Linked DNA regions of Homo sapiens: region 2 is linked to region 1. Evidence: chromatin loops called from intact Hi-C (ENCODE). Cell type or tissue: CD4-positive, alpha-beta T cell. All regions are shown on one strand. Links, peaks and the distances in the headings refer to the core of each region. The heading gives the core; the rest is flanking DNA. Region 1 overlaps LOC105370866 (a long non-coding RNA gene). Region 2 overlaps DENND4A (DENN domain containing 4A).

The links. Peaks named below come from ENCODE experiments on the same cell type or tissue, not always from the same donor. Only the 100,000 strongest peaks of a DNase experiment are listed, where the experiment ranks them.
Region 2: a loop joins it to region 1, with 2.4 times the contacts of the local background. A loop is called at or near these places in 12 of 110 quality-filtered maps.

Annotation. Positions count from the first base shown.
Region 1 is chr15:65,827,158-65,836,482 of GRCh38, forward strand. All of the region lies in intron 1 of LOC105370866 (a long non-coding RNA gene), which reads left to right. Among named protein-coding and RNA genes, the nearest start is that of TRQ-CTG1-4, 37 kb to the right of the region's middle. RefSeq lists enhancers at 5,189-5,919, 6,652-7,382. In CD4-positive, alpha-beta T cell, for the core only: CTCF peaks have their summits at 2,188 and 2,389; DNase peaks (open chromatin) are centred at 164, 1,604 and 2,214; H3K4me3 peaks cover 469 bases; H3K27ac peaks cover 2,205 bases.
Region 2 is chr15:65,744,693-65,760,966 of GRCh38, forward strand. DENND4A (DENN domain containing 4A) reads right to left here. Exons shown (of 33, transcript NM_001320835.1): 3 at 11,448-11,780; 4 at 7,687-7,936. The coding sequence starts at 11,758. Among named protein-coding and RNA genes, the nearest start is that of MIR4511, 33 kb to the left of the region's middle. In CD4-positive, alpha-beta T cell, for the core only: no CTCF peak of the experiment used is centred there; no DNase peak of the experiment used is centred there.

The DNA.
Region 1 (9,325 bases), core at 1-5,000:
ACCGCAATCTCTGTCTTTCTTCATTCCAAAGAATTGCATCTCCAGCATTCCTTGCCCCTTGGCTTCCTTGGGATTTATTCAGGGGTGGCACCAGCCGGAGATCACGTATGCTAGAAGAGAGAGAAGTCAGGGTATTTCCTCCTTACTCTCTTCCTGCTTTGAGCCAGCTAGCTGCTTACCCCTCCCCACCCCCAACCTAGTCTCCTTTCTTGGGGTTGGATCCCTCCTCCACCATTCCCTGCTCTTACTGGATTCTGTAAGATTATTTCCTCCCTCTGTTCCTTTATCCCTAGGATAAGGAAATGTTGCTTCCCACTGTTGCTTTTCTCTTGGTGCCTTAACATCCCTGTTTACCCCTTAGCCCAGCCTACCTGTCTGTAAGTAGTTCTTTTATTAAAGTCTCTTCATTGCCAGGCACAATGCTCACACCTGTAATCCCAGCACTTTGGGAGACCAAGACAGGCGGATCACTTGAGGTCAGGAGTTTGAGACCAGCCTGGCCAACATGGTGAAACCCCCTTTCTGCTAAAAATACAAAAATTATCCTGGGGGTGGTGGTGGGTGCCTGTAAACCCAGCTACTCAGGAAGCTGAGGCAGGAGAATCGCTTGAACCCGGGAGGCAGAAGTTGCAGTGAGCCTAGGTTGTGCCACTGCACTCCAGCCTGGGTAATGGAGTGAGAGCCTGTCCCCCAACAAAAAAAAAAAAAAAAAGAGTCTCTTCATTTGAACCATCCTGACTCAAATCGTTTTCCTTTTTCTTTTTTTTTTTTCTTTTGACAGGCTCACTGCAACCTCTGTGTCCTGGGTTTAAGTGATCCTTCCACCTCAGCCTCCCGAGTAGCTGAGACTACAGGTGTGTGCCACCATGCCTGGCTAATTTTTGTATTTTTAGTAGAGATGGGTTTTTACCATGTGATATAGTTAGGCTTTGTGTCCCTACCCAAATCTCATCTTGAATTGTAATCCCCATAATCCCCATGTGTCAAGGGAGAGACCAGGTGGAGGTTAATTGAATCATGGGGGCAGTTTCCCACCTGCTATTCTCGTGATAGTGAGTTCTCACGAGATCTGATGGTTTTATAAGGGGCTCTTCCCCCGTCACTCAGCACTTCTCCTTCTGCCGCCACATGAAGAAGGTGCCTTGCTTATCCTTTGCCTTATGCCATGATTGTAAGTTTCCTGAGGCCTCCCCAGCCATGCTGAACTGTGAGTCAATTAAACCTCTTTCCTTTATAAATTACCCAGTCTTGGGCAGTTCTTTATAGCAGTATGAAAACAGACTAATACACCATGTTGCTCAGGCTGGTCCTGAACTCCTGGGCTCAAGCAATTCACTCATCTTGGCCTCCCAGAGTGCTGGGATTGTAGGCATGAGCCACTGCTCCTGGCTGAAATCCTTTTTCTTTTGGGATCCTGACAGACACAGCATTAAAGAGTACTTTTGAAATACATTTTAAAATACATTCTTGATAGATACTGTCAAATTGTATTGCAGAAAGGTCATATCAGTTTACACTCCCATTAGTAGAGTATGAAAGCCTGATGAGATGGGCTCTTGAGGTTGCAATAAACTTTTGAAGGCACTCAGTTTCCTGTTTGTTATCTAGTGCCTTCCGCTCTGATGTCACTCATATACAGAAGGTTCGGCATGGGCCATCTAAAGAAAAGTCATTCATGACACAGGTGAAAATATTGAGATAAGCAGTATTATATTATTTACAAACCTGAAATTCTAAGTGCAAGAAGAGACCCTGGATTGTGTTGTGAAAACAAGTCTTTTTGATTGATGTATAGGGAAGAACACATTCTGGCTGGGCATACAAATAGTGTGGTGTGGCTAGGGAATGTCAGCTCACATGCAGGTTACAGCATAAACATTAACCTAGGAAACCAATGGGGATGCAGTGCTGTTACCCTTAAGGTCTTAGTACTCATGTTGTGGAAGAATTCCTACTTCATCTTCCTAGTCCTGACTTTAAGAGAACAGTTTTTAGGTACATGGATTATGAGAAGCAGAAAGAATCCACAAAGACATCTTTGTGGACATTCCCTGCTTCTACTCAAATGAGAGGTAACCACTGGCATTTTAATCAATGATTGCTAGGACGGGGCTGAGATTTTAGCTAAGTGATTCCCATGTTTATCCTATAGCTGACTGGTAACACAGGTAGAAACATTGTGCTTTTCCATTTTCTTACAAAATAACGAGACACCTAGTGGGCACAACATGAAAATACCGTCATGGGAGTTGGTGAATTCAGTCAATACCCAGGTGAATGATATTTAGTAACTGCTCCAATGTTTAATTCTACAAAAGTAGTTTGGGCCAGGCATGGAGGCTCATGCCTGTAATTCCAGCACTTTAGGAGGCTTAGGCTGGTGGATTGCCTGAGCTCAGGAATTCAAGGCCAGCCTAGGCAACATGACGAAACCCTGTCTCTATAAAAAATGCAAAAATGTGTTGGGCGTGGTGACTTGCGCCTGTAGTCCCAACTACCTGGGAGGCTGAGGTGGGAGGATCACCTGAGCCTGGGGAAGTTGAGGCTGCAGTGAGCCTAGATCACACCACTGCACTCCAGTCTGGGTGACAAAGCGAGACCTAGTCCTCTTAGAGAAATACCCAGGTCCAGAAATCAGACCAACCATTGACTCATACTGGATAATTAAAATATACTTATTGTCATATATTTTAAAGCACTCATAGTTTTCAAAGTTCTTTCAACACAAAGTTTCTTTCCATAACACTAAGAACATACAATAGTCTCCCCCACTGGGCTGTGGGCTCCCTTAGAAAAGGGGCCACACCAGTTTCCTCCCAGCACAAGCCTAGTGTGTAGTACATAAAGAATACATAAAGAATAGGGGCTTTGGTAGCCCCTATTTGGTAGTTTGATGACTGAACTACCCTAGCAAGTGGGATAATTTCTGTTTTTTTTCTAGGTGAGAAAACAAAAAATCAGGCCGGGCACAGTGGCTCATGCCTGTAATCTCAGCACTTTGGGAATCTGAGGTCGATGGATCACTTGAGGCCGGAAGTTCGAGACCAGCCTGGCCAAGAGAGCGAAACCTCGTCTCTACTAAAAATATAAAAATTAGCCAGGCATGGTGATGCATGCCTGTAATGCTAGCTACTCAAGAGGCTGAGACATGAGAATCACTTGAACCTGGGAGGCAGAGGTTGCAGTGAGCCAAGATTGCGCCACTGCACTCCAGCCTGGGCCACAGAGCGAGACTCTGTCTCAAAAAACAAAACCAAAAAACAAAGAGTAGAGAGAGTTGTCCTCCAGTTAAATAAGTATAAAAGCCAACCATGAACCACACCCTATATACCTTGACCTTTGCCCATGCCCAAACAGACCTTTTGGGAAAGCCTCCTTGCTGACATAAATGCCTACTGGCCTTCCCCTCTGTTTTGAGTTACCAGCATCCATCTTTATTCCATCACCAGGGACCCTTTTGGAAGGTCATAGTATCTAAGTCAGGAGTGATCAATCCACGAACCAAGTGAGGCCCCAGTGGGAGGCCTTCCTCAGAGGATCTTCCATGTTAGATCACCTGATATCATACTCTACTTTCATCTCATGATGGGGTTAATGCATTTCTATCCTCATAGATCACATGCTCAATTAAGTATCTGGAGAGTAGATGGAGTAATAACATACTTATGTTACCAAGGTTCAGCCAAGGGACTTATAAATCCCAAGGCATCCCTGGCCAGACTTTGTCTTTGGAAAGTACATTATAAAGAGTTTTCATCACATAGCATGTAAAAGGGTCACAAATCCTGGGAGGTTACCTGGGCCAATGTTTCTCAAATTGGGGTTCAGGGACCCTTGAGAGTTCTACTGATGAGTTCTTAGGGCCTTGACATTATCTACAAGTATATTTTAGATTTCCCTCAATGATTATCTACAATTAACCTACACTTCTGGACCACCTGGCTAGCCACCACATAAGTGAATCTTGACACAAGGTTTCATTGTTCTGCACAAACTATTTAACATATTCTAATACCCAGTAATCAACTAAAATAATATGTAACTTTTAAAATTAAAATAATATGTAACTTTTAAAAGTTAGATATGGACTGAGGGTACAGTGGCTCACAGCTGTAATCCCAGCACTCTGGGAGGCTGAGGCGGGCGGATTACTTGAATCCAGGAGTTCGAGATCAGCCTGGGCAACATGGTGAAACCCCATCTCTACTAAAAAAAAAAAAAAATACAAAAAATTAGCCAGGCATTGTGTCATGCTCCTGTAGTCCCAGCTACTTGGGAGGCTGAGGTGGGAGAATCACCTGAGCCCAAAAAGTTGAGGCTGCAGTGAGCCAAGATGGCACCACTGCACTCCAGCCTGGGCAACCAGAGTGAGACTCTGTCTCAATCAATCAATCAAATCAAATAAAATGTAGATGTAATTCATATGCCATAAATGCATCCTTTTAAAGTATACAATTTAGTGTTTTTTGGTATACTCATAAGGTTGTGCAACCATCACTGCTACATAATTTCAGAGCATTTTCATCACCCCCCACACCTCAAAAAACCCCAAACCCATTAGCAGTCCATTTCCCTCTCTCCCCAACCCCTGGCAACCACTAATCTACTCTCTGTCTCTTTGGATTTGCCTATTCTGGACATTTTATATAACTGGAATCATATGACATGTGGTCTTTGTGTCTGGCTTCTTTCATTTAGCATGTTTTCGATATTCATCCATGTTGTAGCACGTACCAGCACTTCATTCCTTTTCGTTGCCATTGTATCCCATTGTTTATCCACCAATCAGTCAATGGACATTTGGGTTGTTTTCACTTTCTGGCCATTGTGAATAATACTGGTATGAAAAACTTGTAATTCCGGGCTGGGCACGGTGGCTCACGCCTGTAATCCCAGCACTTTGGGAGGCTGAGGCGGGCGGATTACAAGGTCAGGAGATTGAGACCATCCTGGTTAACATGGTGAAACCCTGTCTCTACTAAAAATACAAAAAATTAGCCGGGCGTGGTGGCGGGTGCCTGTAGTCCCAGCTACTCGGGAGACTGAGGCAGGAGAATGGCGTGAACATGGGAGGCGGAGCTTGCAGTGAGCTGAGATCATGCCACTGCACTCCAGCCTGGGCAACAGAGCAAGACTCTGTCTCAAAAAAAAAAAAAAAAAAAAGAAAAGAAAAACTTGTAATTCCGACTTAAAAAACTGGGGTCTACAGGTCTTCAGATATGTTCTTGGGGCTCTGTGACTTCTCAAATTTGAGAAATACTGAATCAGACTACATCGCTTAATAAAGAAAAAAATTGATCAGGTCCCACTCACAGTTAATGGAAGCTTCTATGACTAGATTTGTAGCACAAGCTGCTGTCTTTCTTATCTATAAGGAGTGGACATCTTGTTTTAGGGCCTTCCCAAATCATCTGTTCAATTCTTTCCAGGAGAGGGCTGCAATTAGCAGTATGGTTAACATTTAACTAATAATACTGACGTATGTTGGTTTAGCCCAGATGCTGGCAGCTTTTAATTCTCCAAACTCCTGGCCTGAATACTGATCATGTTTCCTCAGGCTAAAAGCCAGCAAAAAGAATCACCTGGCCAAACATCCCCTTTCAGTCTGCTTTCCTTAGAATGGCCTCCCAGGGGAGCTCTCTGGGCAAACAAAGCTGTTGACCTAGTTTGAAGGCCTGGAAAATTATCATGTGAGTCACTGGGACAACAGAGCAAAGTGCCAGGCCCCTGAGAAACTGTAAGCACAGGTTTCCGATGTCATCTATGTCCTCATAGGCTGAGAGAGGAGTCCCATAGCGGCCTGCCACTTTTCACCCAGCTGCTCCTTCAAGTGGTTTCCAAGCTCCTTGGCCCTGTGCATGGTGCCGCAGGGGCCCATTCCTGTTTTCCTCCCAGCGGGCTCTGAAAACAGCAACTCAGAGAGTGACAGCTCAGTTGTAGGAAACCAAAACAAAACCGGATACTTAGCGGAAGTCCTGTGGTGTTGTTTGGAGCAAGGCCACAAGCCCTCTCTGGGAAGGAAGTGCTGAAGCAGCTACAAAAATTTCAAACTGAAGACCAGGAATCCAGAGGCAGTATTTTAAAATAATACTCACATGAGCGAGGCAGGGCCTTGCAAAAGAGCACCTACACATTACTTAAGGAGTGTTTTATAATGTTTTGAAGATGCTACTTCCTAAATTACACAAAGAGCTAGAGAAGTTAGCCAGAAAAGCAATGTGGGTAAAACTGTTGTTACATTTAGATGGGTTGGACAGTTTGTAGCCTAGATGTCAGAAAGAGTGCTGAAACCTCCATGGGTCCTCATATAACTTCCCTGGGCATAAAGGACCCCTTAAGAAGGGTGAGTATCAAAGCAGAGGCTTCTAAATATTCAGGATAGCATGAAGACAGAAGGAGGACATATTGACAGGACTAGGTGAGGAGACAGTTCATTCATGGCTTTTTTTTTTTTTTTTTTTTTTGGTAACACTTGATTTTTTCAACACTTATACTAGGGTCTTCTTCATCAGGAGGATGTGGATGTTTAACATATCATTAGGCCCGGGATCATTTAAATCCATGTTTGGTGAGTGCTTTAAGAGAGTGAGTGATTATTAAATTCCTTCCATTGTAGGAATGGCAAATGAAATCTCCTTAATGGTTTTAGAGAATAAGCTTTTGTGCCTGGAAGAACTAGAAGACAATTCGATCACCAAGTTTTGGTGTCTTTAGCCCCACTCCTCTCGTTCTCCTCACTTAACTTCTTTCCTTTTTCCTTTCTGCCTCTGTCTACTTCTGACAGAGCAGGTGAACAAACAGCAAATGTGCAGAAAGAGGGTGTTCACTTCCCACCCTGGTGCTGTTGCTGCAGACTGCTTTAGAGCTGCTGTCTCCTGGGCTCAGGCAAAGTGCCAGCATCAATCTTTGTCATCAAAATCCCCGTGTCTGCCCTGTGTGCTGGGTGCCCTTCAGAGCCAGCAGGCCAGTTCCAGGCATGCATTTAGGTAGAAGACTGAAGGAGGGACTAGAGAAAACATTCAGAATTAGACAATAAGGATGAAAGAGGGGCAGAATCAGGTAAAAGTAAATATTTCACCAGTCTGTGTCTTACTGATGCATACAGTAGTGTGCCAGTAACACTGTTCATTTCAACTTTTTGCAATGATGGAAATGTTGTATATCCATGCTGTCTGATATAGTAGCTACACATGGGTACTGAATACTTGCAATGTGGAAAGCGAGGATGTTTTTATCCAGTTTAATTTTTGTTTATTTATTTTTTTTGAGACAGAGTCTCACTCTGTCGCCCAGGCTAGAGTGCAGTGGCGTGACCTCGACTCATTGCAACCTTTGCTTCCCAGGTTCAAGCAATTCTCGTGCCTCAGCCTCCCTAATAGCTGGAATGACATGTGCATGCCACCATACCTGGCTAATTTTTGCATTTTCAGTAGAGATGGGGTTTCACCATATTGGCCAGGCTGGTCTTGAACTCCTGACTTCAAGTGATCCACTCACTTCAGCCTCCCAAAGTGCTAGGATTATAGGCATGAGCCACCACACCCGGCCCAGTTTAATTTTAATTAATTTAAATGCAAATAGTCATTTGTGGCTGGTGACTACTGTATTAGAGACACTAATGTTTCATTGTTTGTTTTTTTTTGAAATAAGATCTCTCTGTGTTGCCCAGGATAGAGTACAGTGGTGCGATCATGGCTCACTGCAACCTCCGTCATCTCCTGGGCTCAAGCTATCCTCCCACTTCAGCCTGCTGAGTAGCTAAGACTACAGGTGAATGCCACCATGTCCGGCTAATTTTTGTATTTTTAGTACAGATGGGGTTTCACCATGTTGCTCAAGCTGGTCTCGAACTCCTGGGCTCAGGCAATGTGCCCGCCTCGGCCTCCCAAAGTGCTGGGATTATAGGTGTGAGCAACCTCACCCGGCCAAGACACTGGTGTTTTAAAAGATAACAGAGAAACATAGGAGACCAGAGATTAGTGTTGGAGTTCTGGGGTCAGATCCCAGCTCTTCTATATATATTTGTTATTAGCTTGTAAAGAAGACACTTAAGCTCTCTGTACTACTTTTCATACAACTGTAACTGGGGCTTAATAATGTTTACCTTATGGTATTGTTATGATAGGTATGGTGGATGGAAGCTTGGATGGGAGGAAAGAGTCATTGACAAGTGTACTCTATCAACAAAACTGGCCGTAAGTATCTGGAAGAGGCAGAGGCCCAGGAGATGTGTACCTTTTCACAAACCCGGCAACCCTGGATTACCAATTGTGTTGCCAAATTGTTGCAGTTGCATTAAGATGTCACATTCATAGCTCTTTTTACTTTTTCAATGTTTTCATTGGAATCTTTCACTTTTATTCTGAGAAACAGATGTTAAAAGAAAAACTGTAGCCAAATTAAATTTAAAAGAGTTTAATTGAGCAAAGAACAATTTGTGAATCGGGCAGCCTCCTGAGCCAGAGTATGCTCAGAGACTCCAGCGCAGCCACATGGTGGAAGATTTATGGCCAGAAAAAGGAAAATGACAAACAGAAAAAAGAAGTGAGGAGGAGAAACAGCTGGATGGGTTACAGTTCGGTGTTTGCCTTATTTGAACACGTTTGAACAGTTGGCCATCCTTGACTGGCCAAAACTCAATGATTGACACAAAAGTAGACTACAGCCTGTATACAGCTCCATTTAGGTTATAGTTCATGATGTACAGAGAAACCTTTAGGCTGAACTTAAGATATGTAAGGAGGCAGCTTTATGCTAAACGTGATTTAACACTGGTAAGGCAAAGGCTATCAGTTGGATTTTCCAGATGAGAACACAGGCCAGGCACAGTGGTTTACGCCTGTAATCCCAGCACTTTGGGAAGCCAAGGTGGGAGAATCACTTCAGGCCAGGAGTTTGAGACCAGCCTGGGGAGCATGGTAAAACCCTGTCTCTACTAAAAATACAAAAATTAGCCAGGCATGGTGGCACACACCTGTAATCTCAGCTACTCGGGAGGCTCAGGCAGGAGAATAACTGGAACTCGGGAGGTGGAGGTTGCAGTGAGCCAAGGTCATGCCGCTGCACTCCAGCCTGGGCGACAGAGTAAGACTCCATCTCAGAAAAAAAAAAAAATTGCATAACAAAACCTTCTCTCTGGAAGACAGCAACTGCAGTCTTTACCACCAGAGAATCTCATGTATGGCTTCCACATGGCTGTGAATAAATGATTTTGTCCTGCAATCTCCTCCTTTGTCTGGCTGAGTTTATAAAGTGCTTGCTACTCAGGCATCAAGAGTATTTCAGCAGACATCTGCACATCCATTTGCTTATACTTTCATCCTAT
Region 2 (16,274 bases), core at 1-5,000, 82 kb before region 1:
GGTAGCTCTGAGAGACTCATAAAGTATAAGCTTTTAGTGTCTGAACTTTGTATCTATTTTGAATGTACAGAAGCCTTTTTGTTGGCTTGTTTCTCATGTAATCCTTTCAAGAATTAAATAAGAATTGTACTTGAGTCATTTCTGAATAAAAAATGCATTATATACCTGTCAAAAGCCAGGTGACAAGAGGTGACAAGTAGTTACTTAAAGGTAACGACTAAAACTTTGGAAAAATATCAGTATTACAGAAAATACAGACAAGTTACATAAGTATTTTCATGTAAGAAGCCAAGTGTCTGAATATAAATTATTTTCCAACTTTGGTTTCTCTGATATTTAGTTCACACTCACTTAATCAAGTTCTCATTTAGATGTACTTAAAAATCTGATGAATAACAATGAGAAGATATCATAAATAGCACTATATGATCATTTAATAATATTTTATCAAGAAATGACAATCTCCTGAGTATTCAAAAACATAAATCTTTGCTTTTCAACTTTAAGTATCTGTCAGCCTTCCAAATACTGAATAGCTAACAGCATAATGTGGTCAAACTAAAGTGAAAGAGAATAATATTCAAATATCTCTCTTATTTAAAACACACAATACACATAAAATAATATGTCTGGCTATCTGCAAATATCTTACTAAAAAATAAAAACCCTTAACCTTTTATTTTAATATAGTTTAATGAATTATGTTGAGATTGTAGCCTTGGGAAATTTTCTCTTGATGGAAAAATATTAAAGCATTTATAAAAATAAAATCCCAACACAGCAATGAACATAAGCAACATTTAACACACTAATCTACTGGAAAAATATTTTTTAAGTCACATGAATATGTAAAAGTCAAGCAGATATTATGAATATAGGCAAACAAATTTTGGTTTATCAAATGGATAAAAAAAATTTTATAAAAATGGGCTCTCTATTGGAAAGTCCCAACTCTACTTCCCAATAAATCCAATTTGTAAAGATAGCAAGAAAACTTCAATAATAACTTTGGTGACAATAAAAAAAGAACTATATGACCATTTGGATATAGTAGAAACCAAAAGGAATATTCTATAATGAAAAACAAGGAGTTAGAAATGCAGTATAAGTTACGGGGCTCTGTAGGAAAGAGAACCATGGATATTAAAATTAAGAGCGGGGCCAGGCATGGTGGCTCATGCCTGTAATCCCAGCACTTTGGAAGGCCGAGGTGGGCGGATCACCTGAGGCCAGGAGTTTGAGACCGGCCTGGCCAACATGGTGAAACCCCGTCTCTACCAAAAAAAAAAAATACAAAAATTAGCAGGATGTGGTGGCGGGCACCCTTAATCCCAGCTACGCAGGAGGCTGAGGCAGGAGAATCCCTTGAACCCAGGAGGCGGAGGTTGCGGTGTGCAGAGATCATACCATCGCACTCCAGCCTGGGCGACAAGAGTGAAACTCCGTCTCAAAAAAAAAAAAAAGGAATTAAAAGCATTTTCCAAATTTTTTTACACACAAGGTTCAAGGTGAAAAAAGAAGGAGGCATTGTTCTAAAACTACTTTAAACTCTCTACCAATAAGTATCCACATTGTGGTTTGCCACAGCAAAAACGTACTTTCAAATTCTTCCTCTTTCCCCCAGAATTAGGTACATGATTTAATTACTTCCCTTGTTAACAATTCTACTTTTTTCTCTTTTTTTTTTTTTTTTTTTTTTTTTTTTTTTTTTTGAGACGGAGTCTCGTTCTGTCACGCAGACTGTAGTGCAGTGGCATGATCTCGGCTCACTGCAACCTCTGCCTCCCAGGTTAAAGCAATTCTCCTGCCTCAGCCTCCCGAGTAGCTGGGATTACAGGTGTGCACTACCAGGCCTGGCTAATTTTTGTATTTTAGTAGAGACAGGGTTTCAGCATGTTGGCCAGGCTGGTCACGAACTCCTGACCTCAAGTGATCCAACTGCCTCAGCCTCCCAAAGTGTTGGGATTACAGGTCACAGCACCCGGCTCAATTCTACTTTTCTAAGTAAACTCGCTAAATCAAATGCTGACATTCTTGGACAGTTGTAAAACAAGAGCCATGTGGAAAGAGTATTTAAAAAATACCCTTAAGGAGACTCAGCCAGGTGCAGTGGCTCACATCTGTAATCCCAGCACTTTGGGAGGCCGAGGCAGGCGGATCACTTGAGATCAGAAGACCAGCCTGGCCAATATGGTAAAACCCTGTTCTCTACTAAAAAAATGGTAAAACCCTGTCTCTACTAAAAAAAAAAAAAAATACAAAAAATGGCCGGGCGTGGTGGCGCATGCCTGTAATCCCAGCTACTCGGGAGGTTGGGATAGGACAATCACTTGAACCCAGGAGGTGGAGGTTGCAGGGAGCCGAGATCGCACCACTACACTCCATCCTGGGTGACAAAGTGAGACTCTGTTTAAAAAAAAAAAAAAATACTCTTAACGAGAGTCAAAAACTAAGGAGATAGTCTCAAATTTGCCAAAAATTAGCTGTGTGTTTTAAAGCAAGTCAAGCAAGCTACCTGGACTAAATATTCTTCTTCACAAATTTTTGCAATTTTAGATTGTATGACCACTCTAAGTTCTCATCCAGCTCTAAAATACTGTAATTATGTTCTAATATCAAATCAAAGTCCAAATCATTTAAGGCTATGGTCCAAGGTTTAAAACAAAGTAATTTTTGAAAACTCTTTCTATAAGCTTAATATGGATTAAACTAGATGCTATTATCATCCTCATTTTACAATCATGTAACAGGCACAGAGAGGTTAAGCTACTTGTCCCAGGTCACACAGCCAGTAATGGTCAGAGATAGGGTACAGACCCAGACACTCTAGAACCAGAGTTTGTGCTCTGAACACACTAATCTATACTGATTTTAATCACTATGAAATACAGATATCCTGTGCTATCTTATTGAGAGGGTTAAAACCAAATTCAGGGTCCCAAAATTTGTACTGTATCCAGCCACATATCAATACACCCCAGTTTTTCGTCTTTTTGCTTCATCTTAACCCTCAGTATCTCATGTTGCTATATTAAGAAAGTAAAAATAGTTTTAAAAATCTGCTTCCTGGCCAGGCACAGTGGCTCATACCTGCAATCCCAGCACTTTGGGAGGCTCAGGTGGGCGGATCACAAGGTCAGGAGTTCAAGATCAGCCTGACCAACGTGGTGAAACCCCATCTCTACTAAATATACAAAAATAGTCAGGCGTGGTGGCGCGCGCCTGTAATCCCAGCTACTCAGGAGGCTGAGGCAGGAGAATCACTTGAACCCGGGAGGTGGAGGTTGCAGTGAGCTGAGATGGCACCACTGCACTCCAGCCTGGGCGACAGAGCGATACTCCGTCTCAAAAAAAAAAAAAAAAAAAAAAAAGGAAAAAAAAAAAGTCTGCTTCCCTACACTTCAGAAAAAGGAACATGAATTTTTAAAAAGTCAACTTCCATAAAAACTTAACACATGTTGAAATGCGTATAAAATCTTTAGATCTTAGCAAAGTGTTAATTTACATAATGATAATAGGACACTGTAAATATCTGCTCTAACATCAAGAAATTAGCTTTTGAGGAAAAATTTAAAAATTAAACAAAATCCACGCAAGATAGGGTGAGAAAAAATAAAATAAAATAAAAAGAAATTAAATTTACAGCTAAGCAAAGTCACTCATGCCTGCAATCCTAGTGCTTTGGGAGGCCAAGGAGGGAGGATTGCTTGAGGCCAGGAGCTCAAGACCAGCCTGGGCAATAAAATAAGACCCAATATCTACAAAAAATTTTGAAAATTAGTCGAGCATGGTGGTGCATGCCTGTAGTCTCAGTTATTTGGGAGGCTGAAGCAGGAGAATCACGTTAGCCCAGGAGTTTGAGGCTACAAAGAGCTATGATCATGCTACTGATGTACTCCAGCCTGGGTGACAGAACAAGATCCTGTCTCTAAAAAAAAAAAAACAAACAAAAAAAACAAAGAAAAAGAAAGAAAGAAATTAAATTTAAAATTTTGTGATTAAAAACCCAATTGTTGGCCAGGCACAGGGGCTCATGTCTGTAATCCCAGCACTTTGGGGGACTGAAGAGGAATGCTGGAGCTCAGGAGTTCAAGACGAGCCGGGGGTATGTAGGGAAACCTCAATTCTACAAAAAAGTTAAAAATTAGCCAGATGTGGTGGTGCACACCTGTGGTCAATCCACTGAGCTGCTCGAGAGGCCAAAGTGGGAGGATCACTTGAGCCCAAGAGGTCGAGGCTACAATGAGCCATGAGCAGTCCACTATACTCCAGCCTGGGCAACAGAACAAGACCCTGTCTCTAAAAAAAAAAAAACAAAAAGAAAAACCCAATTGTTTCTTCAGAGTAGCTGCAGTAGAAAAAAAGAAAAAAGAGACCCAATTGTTGACAAAATTATGAAAAAAAAACCAATATTCTCGTACTTTATTGGTAGGAATTTTAATTGGTTAAACCCTTCTGGATAAAATCTTAATAGTAAATATGCGCTTTGATCCAGAAATTCCAGGACGAACCATAAGGAAATAATTAATGCAGTACAGTGCTCAGGAGTTTGGTTCTGGAGTTCTGCAACCTGAATTGGATCTTGCTTTAACTACTAATTGAAGGTATGATCATGGGAAAGTAACCACCTCTTTAACTCTCAAATTTTCTTCTTTGTAAAATGGGGAGAAAATACCTATTCAGGGTGGTTGTGCAGAACTGAGTTATTGAATGTGAAATACTTAGAACGGTGTATAGCACAGAAGAGCTAAATAAATGTAACTTGTTTTATAGAAGATTTAGTTATAAGTATGTTCGTAACAGCTTGCTTGCAACATTTTTAAAAACCAGAATCTAAAGGTCTTTACAAAAGAGGATAATAAATAAATTGTGGCACATCCATTTAATACAATAATATTTAGCCATTCAATAATATATTTAATACACTGATATTAAGTATATTTAATATTTAATAAATATATTACAATATTATCAACCTCCACAATAAGCAAAGAAATGCAAATTAAAATTAGAACAATTTTGTATTATATAGTCAATAATTAAAAAGTCAATAATTGGTAACAACCAATGTTGGTGAGGTGTGGGAATGTAGGAAATAGCATTCTCATAAACTATGCCTGCTGGGAGTAAAAACTGCCACAGCGTTTTCAGAACAATTATTTCAACACTTTCAAAATGGTCAGCATACTCATGGACCCATCAGTTCCACTTACAATTACTTATTCTTCCAGAGACACTCAAATATCTACAGAAAATGCACAGCATTAATCAAAGTAGCATTACTAGGAATGGAAAAAACTGAAAATAACTTGTATTCATCATTCTGCATTTGTACTTTCTGGAATACTATGCAGTTGTTAAAATAATTAAGTAGAAAGTTAAATAAACTGATAACGATAGAAAAAAGGCTTATATCAGAAATATAAAGAAATTTCCATTTTTTTAATACTATACAATCATAAAAAAAGAATGAAATCATGTCTTGTGCAGCAACGTGGATGCAGCTGGAGGTCATCATCCTAAGCAAACTAATGCAGAAACAGAAAACTAAATACTGCATTTTCTCGCTTATAAGTGAGAGCTAAATATTGGGTATACCTGGACATAAAGATAGGAACAAAAGACGCTGGGGACTACTAGAGGGGGAAGACAGGGAGGAAAGCAACGGCTGATAAACCACCCATTGGGTTCTATGCTCACTATCTGGGTGATGGGTTCAATCACACCCTAAACCTCAGCATCATGCAATATATACCTTTGTAACAAACCTGCAAATGTACTCCGATTTTAAAATAAAAAGTGAAAAAAGAAAAAGGAAATACAAAAAAATTCAAATTAAAAAAAAGGATTAATTTATTATATATACCCCACATATGTGAACACAAAAGGGTCTGGAAGGACACAAGTCAAATTGCTCATTGTTAGCCCTGACAAAACATGGAAGTAGGAACAAGAACCTTCATTTTCTCACTTTCTACTCCATAGATCTACAATTTGTATACTCCTCGCCCTCCAATTTTCTTTGAGTATACATTCCTTTTTTTTTTTAATTTAAAACAGTAATAAAAGAACAAAGACAAGACAGTTAAGGATCATGCATGGGAGGACTTTGGCTTTTACTAAGAGTGAGATGAGAAGCCATTAAGGGTTTTAAGCAGAGTAGTGATAGGATCTGATTTATGTTTTTAAAGGATCACTCTTGTCTATGCAAAGAATATGATAGAGAGAGCAGAAGTGGAAGAACTGATCAGTTAGATAAAAAACTATGGCCTGCATTTGGCCCAAGGTCTGTTCTTGTATATCTAAACTAAGAATAGTTTTTGCTTTTATAAAGGGTTAAAAAAAAGAGATGACTATGAGACAGAGATTGTATGACCTGTAAAACTTAATTTATCACCTAGCTCTTTAAAGAAAAAATTTGCCTGACCCCTGGATTAGGACACTACTGCAATAATCCCATTAAGAGACAATTATGGCTTAGACTAGGGTTATGGCAATAGAGGCGTTGTGAAGTGGCCATGTTCGAGATACATTTTGAAATTATAGCTAACAGAGTTTACAGAAGAACTGAATGAGGAGAAGATAAAGGTTAAGTTTACTCCAAGGTTTTTCAGTGTGAGTTACTAGAAGAATGGAATTTCCATTTGCTAGATAAGGAAGACTATAAGCAGGTTTGGAGAGAAACATCAGGAGTTCAGTTTTGGACATATTAAATTTGAGATGCTTCATTAGATGAGATATTCAAGAAGGGATGATGAATTAGAGAAGTCCAGATTAGACAAATTTAGAAGTCATCCACACGTGGCCTATATTTAAATGATTAGATCACCAAAGGAGTATGTTTAGGTGGTGAAGATAAATGCTTTGAGGACTGAACCATGAGGCACTCCATTGTGTAGGGATGGGGAGATGAAAAGGAATCAGCAAAGGCAGAAAGGGAATGACTGGTGAGGTAAAAGGAAAAAGCAAGAGAGTACCTAAGAAGAGAGTATATTTCTTCTTCATTGCACTGTTTCAAGAAGGAAGAAGTAACCGTTTATGTAGAAACCTGCTGAAAAATTAAAACAAAGTATTGATCTCTGGATATGACAACAAGAGAAATCTTGATGGAGTGATGGAGACAAAAGGCTGACTGGAAAGAGTAAAGTGAGGAATGGGACAGAATATACTCAACTCTTTTTAGAACTTTTACTGTAAAGGATAATGAAATGAGGCAATGAAAGCAGAGGAATATGAGATCAAGAAGTTTTGCAAAGATAAGAAATATTTGCATGTTGGAGGAAATAGGGAGGGAAAAACCAATGATTTACAAAAAAGTAGGGAGGACTGCTAAAGCCATGTCTTCAAATGGGTAAATTGAGATGTGGGATCTAGTCCCGTTGAGGTGTGGGATCTAGTCACAAGTGGAAGGATACTCATTGCTTTTGTAGTGGGCGGGGGGGGTGGGGGATATTATTTTTTTAATTTAAAAAAAAGTACTTTGCATAGTTTCTTTTGAAAGTACAACCAAAGTACTTTCCGAAAAGTAAAATATCTAATATCTTTAAAAACACATTTTTCAATTCTGTAATTAAACTATGCTGTTTTCCAAAAAAAAAAAAAAAAAAAAAAAAAAAAAAAAGATGTATTTAAAATTATGCTCTTTTCATCAGTGGTTAATGTTACCAGTGCAAGTAAGTCACTTACCATACTGTTATTGAGATTCTTGTCGACTTTGCAGAACGTGTGTGGTGGGCTTTCTCCTTTACTGGGTATAATAATACATATGTCAGTGACAGCCAACGTATTCTGAGTCATGTTTTCAGAGGCTCTTCGGTAAGTGATATAAATTCTTTGTGATGAGGTACTCCCACTAATATTTGCGGGGCGCCCATAGGGAGTACTCTGAATAATTTCACAACCCTGTTTCAATCTTTCTTTCCAGTCATATAAAACCCTAAAAATAAATTTTTAAAAATAAATACACAAAGCACTTTAAATATGAAAAGTAATATTCTCAGGCATCATCAACTGATCCTTAAATGTAGTAGCATGGTAAAAATATTCCAATCTTACTGCAATTTTAAAATGCACGGTCTTGTATGAATTAAAGAATAACTCTTTTCCCCACCAAAAACTTTGTTTTAAGGAAAAATTCTGACAAACCATTGTGTTTGTTAATATAAACCAGAGAAAGGTACAATTAAATGTGAAGGTACCTATTTTGGCACATCATTTAATATAGTTATTAATTTATTTTTTGTCTCTAAAACAAGCACCTTCTTTAGAAAAAGCAACTGGGCATTTTGGCCAAAGTTAAAATTTTACAAAAGGTTACTTGCCCAACTGTGTAGAGTCTGCTTGCACGCTTTTATCTCCAATACTTTCCTTAGCTTTAAGAGACAGTTTTAGGCTAAGAGAATGTAACTTCAAATCCATCCTTAATCAAAAGTCTGGGTGAGGCACTAGGCTTTTATTTTCTCTTTATTGGGGTAAAATCATAGGCTTTTAGTACAGGGTGGACCTGGCATCCATTCATTAAGTTTTCTATACTTAAGCACTAAGGAACACTAAAAAAAATAGTGCTTAAATAACATTAGTTTATTCCCTCATTAAATTCATTGATTTGTACTTTAATGCCAAGTCCTTGGCACTAGTAAAAAAATAAAAATAAAATAAGCTATATATGGTTTTTTTGAGACAGAGTCTCGGAGTCTCACTCTGTCACCCAGGCTGGAGTGCAGTGTTGTGATCTCAGCTCACTGCAACCTCTGCCTCCAATGTTCAAGCGATTCTCCAGCCTCAGCCTCCCGAGTAGCTGGGATTACAGGCGTGTGGCACCACACCTGACTAATTTTTGTATTTTTAGTAGAGACAAAGTTTCACCATGTTGGCCAGGCTGATCTCGAACTCCTGACCTCAAGTGATCTGTCTGCCTCGGCCTCCCAAAGTGTTGGGATTACACGTGTAAGCCACTGTGCCTAGCTACAAATTAAATATGTTTCTGCATTTGCTATAAAGCTATAAATTAAATGTGTTTTTGCATTTGCTATAAAACTTGTAACAAGCAATGTCTTCATCATCAATCAATATTTCTCATATAAAATCCACTATACAAATAAAATATAATGCCAAAAACTGGTCAAATTATTTCTTTCTTTCTTTTTTTTTTTTTTTTTTGAGATGAAGTTTCGCTTTTGTTGCCCAGGCTGAAGTGCAATGGCATGATCTTCGCTCACTGCAACCTCCGCCTCCTGGATTCAAGCAAGTATCCTGCCTCAGCCTCCCAAGTAGCTGAAATTACAGGCACGCACCACTACACCACACTAAGTTTGTGTTTTTAGTAGAGACAGGGTTTCGCCATGTTGGTCAAGCTGATCTCGAACGCCTGACCTCAGTTGATCTACCCACCTAGGCCTTCCAAAGTGCCGGGATTACAGGCATGAGCCACTGTGCCTGGCCAAATTATTTCTAATATAAGTTTTAATTTCACTTTTTCTTCTGGCCATCAACAAATTAAAAAAAAATCTTCTCAATATTTTGAAAATTTACAGTTAAATTTGATGCTTAATCATAGCAACTGCATGAATCCTAATGTTAGCTTAAGTGCTTATTCTTCCTTCTTTTGATCTTGTTTTGCTTTTTCTTAACTTAAAAAAGGCACCTACACACAGAGAAGTTAGACAATCTAAATTCAAATTCCCACCACCTGTTACTAGCTGCAGTTCTGTAAGCAGTTACTTAACCTCTCTGAGCCTTATAGTCAGCTATAAAATCTAAACATTTTGGCTTCAAAGGATTCCATAAAGAAAAGTAAAAAGAACCTACAGAAAATATTTGTAAATCATTTAACTGATAAGCGGCTTTATCTAGAATATATTAAGAACTCTTATAGCTCAACAAACAAAAAGACAACCAAATTAAAAATGGGGAAAGGATCTGAATAGACATTTCTCCGAAGATATACAAACTTGTCAGTAAGCACATAAAAAGATGCTCAACATCATTAGCCATCAAGTGAATGCAAATCAAGACCATATGAGATACCATCTCACACCTGCTGGGACAGCAATAATCAAAATAATATGAAATGCTGACTAGGACATGGAGAAATTGGAACCCTCATGTACCGCAAGTGGGAATGCAATATGGTACAGTTTGCTTAGCAGTCTGGCAGTTCCTTAAAAGATTGAACATGGAATTACCATTACGATCCAGCAATGTCACTCCTAGGTATATACAAATAAAAAATGAAAATACATGTCCACATAAAAACTTGCACATGAATATTCATGGCAATATTATTTATAATAGCCAAGAAGTGGAAAAGTCTCAAACATCCATCAACAGATGAATAAACTGTGGTATACCCATATGATGGAATATTATTCAGTCATAAAATGGAATAAAGTACCGACACATACTATAACATGGATGAACCTTGAAAACATTATGCTAAGAAGTCAGTCAAAAAAGATCATATACATAGTATGATTCTATTTATATGAAATGTGCAAAATAGGCAAATCCATAAAGACAGAAAGTAGCCAAAGGCTAAGTGAGTTAGGAAATTGGGTAGCAACTAAGGAGTACAGGGTTTCTTTTTGGCATGATAAAAATGTCATAGAATTTATTGTGGTGATGGTTGCAAAACTCTGAAAATACTAAAAACTATTGAATTGTACACTTTAAATAAATGAGTGGCTGTATGGTATACGAATTGTATCTCAATAATAAAGCACCCTAAGTAAAGCTCTAATTTACCCCAATATCCTTCTTTGATACACACAGTTAACAATCCATCTATAATGGGGCTGGGTGTGGTGGCTCACATCTGTAATCCCAGTACTTTGGGAGGCCAAGGCAGGAAAATCACTTGAGGCCAGGAGTTTGAGACTAGCCTGGGCAACATAGCAAGACCCTGTCTCTACAAAAAAATTAAAAACTAGCCAGATGTGACAGCGTGTATCTATAGTCCCAGCTACTCAAGAGGCTGGGGCAGGAGGATTACTTGAGGCCAGGAGTTTGAGGCTGTAGTGAGCTATGATCATGCCATTGCACTCCAGCTGGGTGATAGAGATTAACCCTGTCCCTTTAAAAAGAAAAAAATCCATCTATACTGATCATTATAACATGCTTAAAAGCCTTTTTTCGTACTTTAAAAATAATCAAAAATTTTCCAATCAGGATAACACTTTAATTTTCTAGTACTTTCCTGCAAATGTTTTTCAAATTCTCTCCCCTGCCTCTAACTGAAAGAAACCCAGGCAAGGTAAGACTGCTGGGAACTTCAGGATAAAGAGAGACAAAAGGAAACAGGGAGAGAATACAGGTTTCTGAATACAAACTTGTGTATTTTTCTAAATCTGCCATACATCTATTAATGACCAGAATGAACAGTTAATCTCCAAATCTACAAGGCATATTATTTGGATCAATAACAGTAAGTCGTTTAAAAAAATACTTACCCCAGATCTGTAAGTGGAGGCTTATCTCTTCCTCTTCTATAGCAAAGGTAAATCTGTGGCCCCACAAGACTTCCATTATTAAGATCAGCTGACAATCCAGTTGGGGTAACATCAATACAGATATAATCCTGTGGGACTTCCTCCCCAAGAGATTTGATAATAACTGAAACATCTGTAATAGGTTCTTTTGGTTTAGCTACTTTATGACAAGCATCATTGAAGTGAATTTCTTCTTCTAGAGGCTTTGAAACATCAGTTAATCCTGCTACAACAAAGTAGTCAGCAACACGAGGCCCCTTGTCTTCAATCATCTTCCATTACAGAAGGTTACATCTAAAAGGAAAGTAAAAGACTAGTACTCCCCTATAATAAGCAAAATAAATACAAGTGGTTTGTGTGCAAATAAGAACAAAAAACTACAAAAAGAGCACTAGTTCCTTGATAAACACAGTAGCATTGTATATTTAACTTACATGTAAAAAGAATTTAACAATAAAAACATCTTTAGCAATCTTTTATTATAAAAGTAATGGATGAATTCCCAATTTTGGCAATAGTGAAACCTACATTACCTAAGTAGACAACAAAAAGAGATCTTTTTAAATGCACAGTCTGGCCAGGTGCAGTGGCTCACGCCTGTAATCCCAGCACTTTGGGAGGCCAAGGCAGGTGGATCACCTGAGGTCAGGAGTTTGAGACCAGCCTGGCCAACATGGTGAAACCTTGTCTCTACTAAAAATACCAAAAATTAGCTGGGCGTGGTGGCAGGTGCCTGTAATCCCAGCTACTCAGGAGGCTGAGGCAGGAGAATCTCCTGAATCCGGGAAGCTGAGGTTGCAGTGAGCCGAGATCGGACCACTGCACTCCAGCCTGGGTAAAAAGAGTGAAACTCCATCTCAAATAAATAAATAAATAAATAAATGCACAGTCGTTCAGTAAACGCTTTTAAATATAAATCTTACACAGACTTGTAAGAATGTAAGGGAAATTCCTAGGTCCCCAAAACACTGAAGAAACCAAAAGTCAGAATGCAGTCTGTAAACTACCACTGAGTGGGGAAATTTACTGATCTCCTCAATAATCAAGAGGCTTGTGTGTTTATTTTGTTTTATTCTTCTGAGATGGGGGGGGGGGGGTCTCACTATGTTGCCCAGGCTGGTCTTGAACTCCTGGGGTCAAGTGATCCTCCCATCTCAGTCTACCAAAGTGCTGGGATTACAGGCATAAGCCACTGCACCTGATCCGGCTTGTGTTTTAGAAGGCATTAAAAGCATGGGAGATAAGCACTTCAGACCACATAGATAGAGAATTGGAACTGAGCCACCTATATAAAGCTGAGAGTTTCAAAGGACTATACTCCCAGCCAAAGAGTGGTTTTAAAAGACCTATCCACTGACACAGGGAGATAATAAAGTTGTAGGGAGGGTAGCGGGGGAGTCTCCTCTGAGAATTCCTAACAATAGGCCTATTCACACTTGGGTTTGGGGTTTGTACTTAAACCATATGGATGGTCCCAGGAAACTACAAACTAAGAAATTAATAATAAAAGCGCTCTCAGGTTGGCCGAGCGCGGTGGCTCACGCCTGTAATCCCAGCATTTTGGGAGGCCGAGGAGGGCAGATTACCTGAGGTCGGGAGTTCAAGACTAGCCTGACCAACATGGAGAGAACCCATCTCTACTAAAAATACAAAATTAGCCAGGCGTGGTGACACATGCCTGTAATTCCGCTACTTGGGAGGCTGAGGCAGGAGAATCGCTTGAACCCAGGAGGAAGAGGTTGTGGTGAGCTGAGATCGCACCATTGCACTCCAGCCTGGGCAACAAGAGCGAAACTCTATCTCAAAAAGAAAAAAAAAAGTGTTCCCAAGCTAGTGATTCCCCTTGAAAAGTAAAACAGTTCTTGAGGGTACAGCCTCAACCCAGGTTTTCCACAGACAAAGCCCAGTGGAAGACAAGTTCCTGTTCCAAAACTACAAAAATGCATACACAAAAGTCTACCAGAAGTTAAGTCTCAGCAGATATATCAAACAGAAGAATTTCAAATAATAAAAGTAGGTAAGAGAGTGTAACAGTAATGCATGCTTACAACAGATTCAAAGAAAAAATACACAAAATAGAATCTATCACATATTTGCAGTCTCCTTTGGTTGTCCGGTATCACTTAATTTTATTTATGTATTTATTTATTTTTGAGACAGGGTCTCGCTCTGTCGCCCAGGCTGAAATGGAGTAGTGCAAACATGGCTCACTGCAGCCTTGACCACCTGGGCTCAAGCAATCCTCCTGCCTCAGCCTCCCATGCAGCTGGGACCACAGGTGTGCACCACCACGCCTGGCTGGTTTGTTTTTGTTGTAGAGATAGAGTCTCATTTTGTTGCCCAGGCTGGTCTCAAATTCCTGGGCTCAAGAGATTCTCCCGCCTCAGCCTCCCAAAGTGTTGGGATTACAGGTGTGAGCCACCATACCCAACCTATTTGTTTCTTTAACTAGGAGAATACATTCCACAGTACCATCATTATTTATATACCACTATTATAGGAAAAAAGTTTAATCTAAAACAATTTCCCAGAGTTTGTTTCATGTTAGACACAGTTCCAATAAGTGCAAAGAAAAGATTCCATGGACAAATAAATTAGGTATACACACTATAGGTCTCTTTGGATACTTACTATATATATAAAAATACTAAATCCTCAGCAGTCTTTTGATAAAGGCAGCCGATAAACTTTGCTTAACTCAGGATTTCCCAAGCCTATTTGAAAAATGAACCACATTTTCCCACTTAACAACTAGAAACAACCCTAAGAAAATGCTAGTTTACAGTAAACAATCTTCCCTTGTAGACCATAAAATCTCAGGGCAAAGACATTCTTACGTAGTATATACTTGTTTACAATATAATTATTAACATTTTCATCAAAATCCCAAAACTCATTTAATTTTCTATATTGCTAATGTCATCAGTTTTCAGAATTCATGACACATTTCTTGGAATCTGTATTCATCACTCAAATATACTCTAAGTATTCCCACTATTTTCTTTAAAAATGAGACTAGGCCAGGCAAGGTGGCTCACGCCTGTAATCCCAGCACTTTGGGAGGCCGAGGCGGGTGGATCACAAGGTCAGGAGTTCAAGACCAGCCTGGCCAATATGGTGAAACCCCATTTCTACTAAAAATAACAAAAATTAGTCAGGTGTGGTGGCATGTGCCTGTAGTCCCAGCTACTCGGGAGGCTGAGGCAGGAGAATTGCTTGAACCCAGGAGGCGGAGGTTGCAGTGAGACAAGATCGCGCCACTGCACTCCAGCCTGGGCGACCGAGCGAGACTCCATCTGGAAAAAAAAAGGAAAAAAAATGGGACTAAAGAAGATTAAATGTTTCTACTTGTTTTATTTACATACTAATGGCGCCTATGCAGCAATTTCCTTACATATAGGATTTCTACATATAATAAAGGGCTTAACCTTTTCAGAAATGCCTCCTAGATGGACACTTAAAAAGAAAGTGCTAACAATCTGTTCTGAGAAGACTGTTAAATGCTGACTTATCACCCTCAGCTCGTTGCATATAACAAGTGCTCCAAAAAAAGAGCAGTTTTACCCAATTGACCATCTATTTATTTAAGAAAGTTGCAGAATAACAAAAGGACTTTTGTGTTTAACTTTTTTTCTCCAGTTCATTAGTCTTTGAAAACAATTTTTAAAGGGCTGCATAGTATTTTATTTTATGGATATACCATTTTTGACCTATGTGCTTACTGTAGATCATTTATTACTTCTACTTATTTTGCTAATTTTTTTTAAAGGGTACAATGAATAATCTTGATAAACCTCTGGACACAACTCTAGTATTTCTTCAGGATACATTTGTTGAAATAGAATTATTAGGTCAAAGGTTATATCAGCCTTTATTTATGTGCTTTCGTGTGTACATGAATTTTATATTATAAGCTCTAAATACACATAACCTTAAAAATTACTCTGGTAAAGTATTTTCATTCCATCATAATGAAGAAACTAAAACATCCTCCTTTTTCCTAGATGCTAACTTTATGTTATTTAAACTAAAGCATGGCCAGGCGTGGTGGCTCATGCCTGTAATCCCAGCACTTTGGAAGGCCAAGGCGGGCAGATCACTTGAGGTTAGGAGTTCGAGACCAGGCTGGCTAACACGGTGAAACCCCGTCTCTACTTAAAATACAAAAAATTAGCGGGGCATGGTGGCGCACGCCTGTAATCCCAGCTACTCAGGAGGCTGAGGCAGGGGAATTGCTTGAACCTGGGAGGCGGAGGTTGCAGTGAGCTGAGATCATGCCACTGCACTCCAGCCTGGGCAAGAGTGAGACTCTGTCACAAAATAATAAATAAATAAATAAATAAACAAACTAAAGCAGGCAAACTAAAGCAGATAGTCACTATTGCATAAAATAGTTTTATGTCTTGCTACGTAGAAAGAAGGGTAAGAGGCCGGGCAGAGTGGCTCATGCCTATAATCCCAGCACTTTTGGAGGCCGAGATGGGCAGATCACTTGAGGTCAGGAGTTCAAGACCAGCCTGGCCAACATGGTGAAACCTCGTTTCTACCAAAAATACAAAAATTAGCCAGGCATGATGGTGCATGCCTATGATCCCAGCTACTTGAGAGGCTGAGGAACAAGAATCACCTGAACGCTGTAGGCAGAGGTTGCAATGGGCCAAGATCAACGCCACTGCACTCCAGCCTGGGCAACAGAGGGAGGCTCTGTCTCAAAAAAAAAGCGGAAACAGAAGAGATATAGTACTATCATGAAAACATATATTTAATAAGTTTTTTTGAGAACTACCA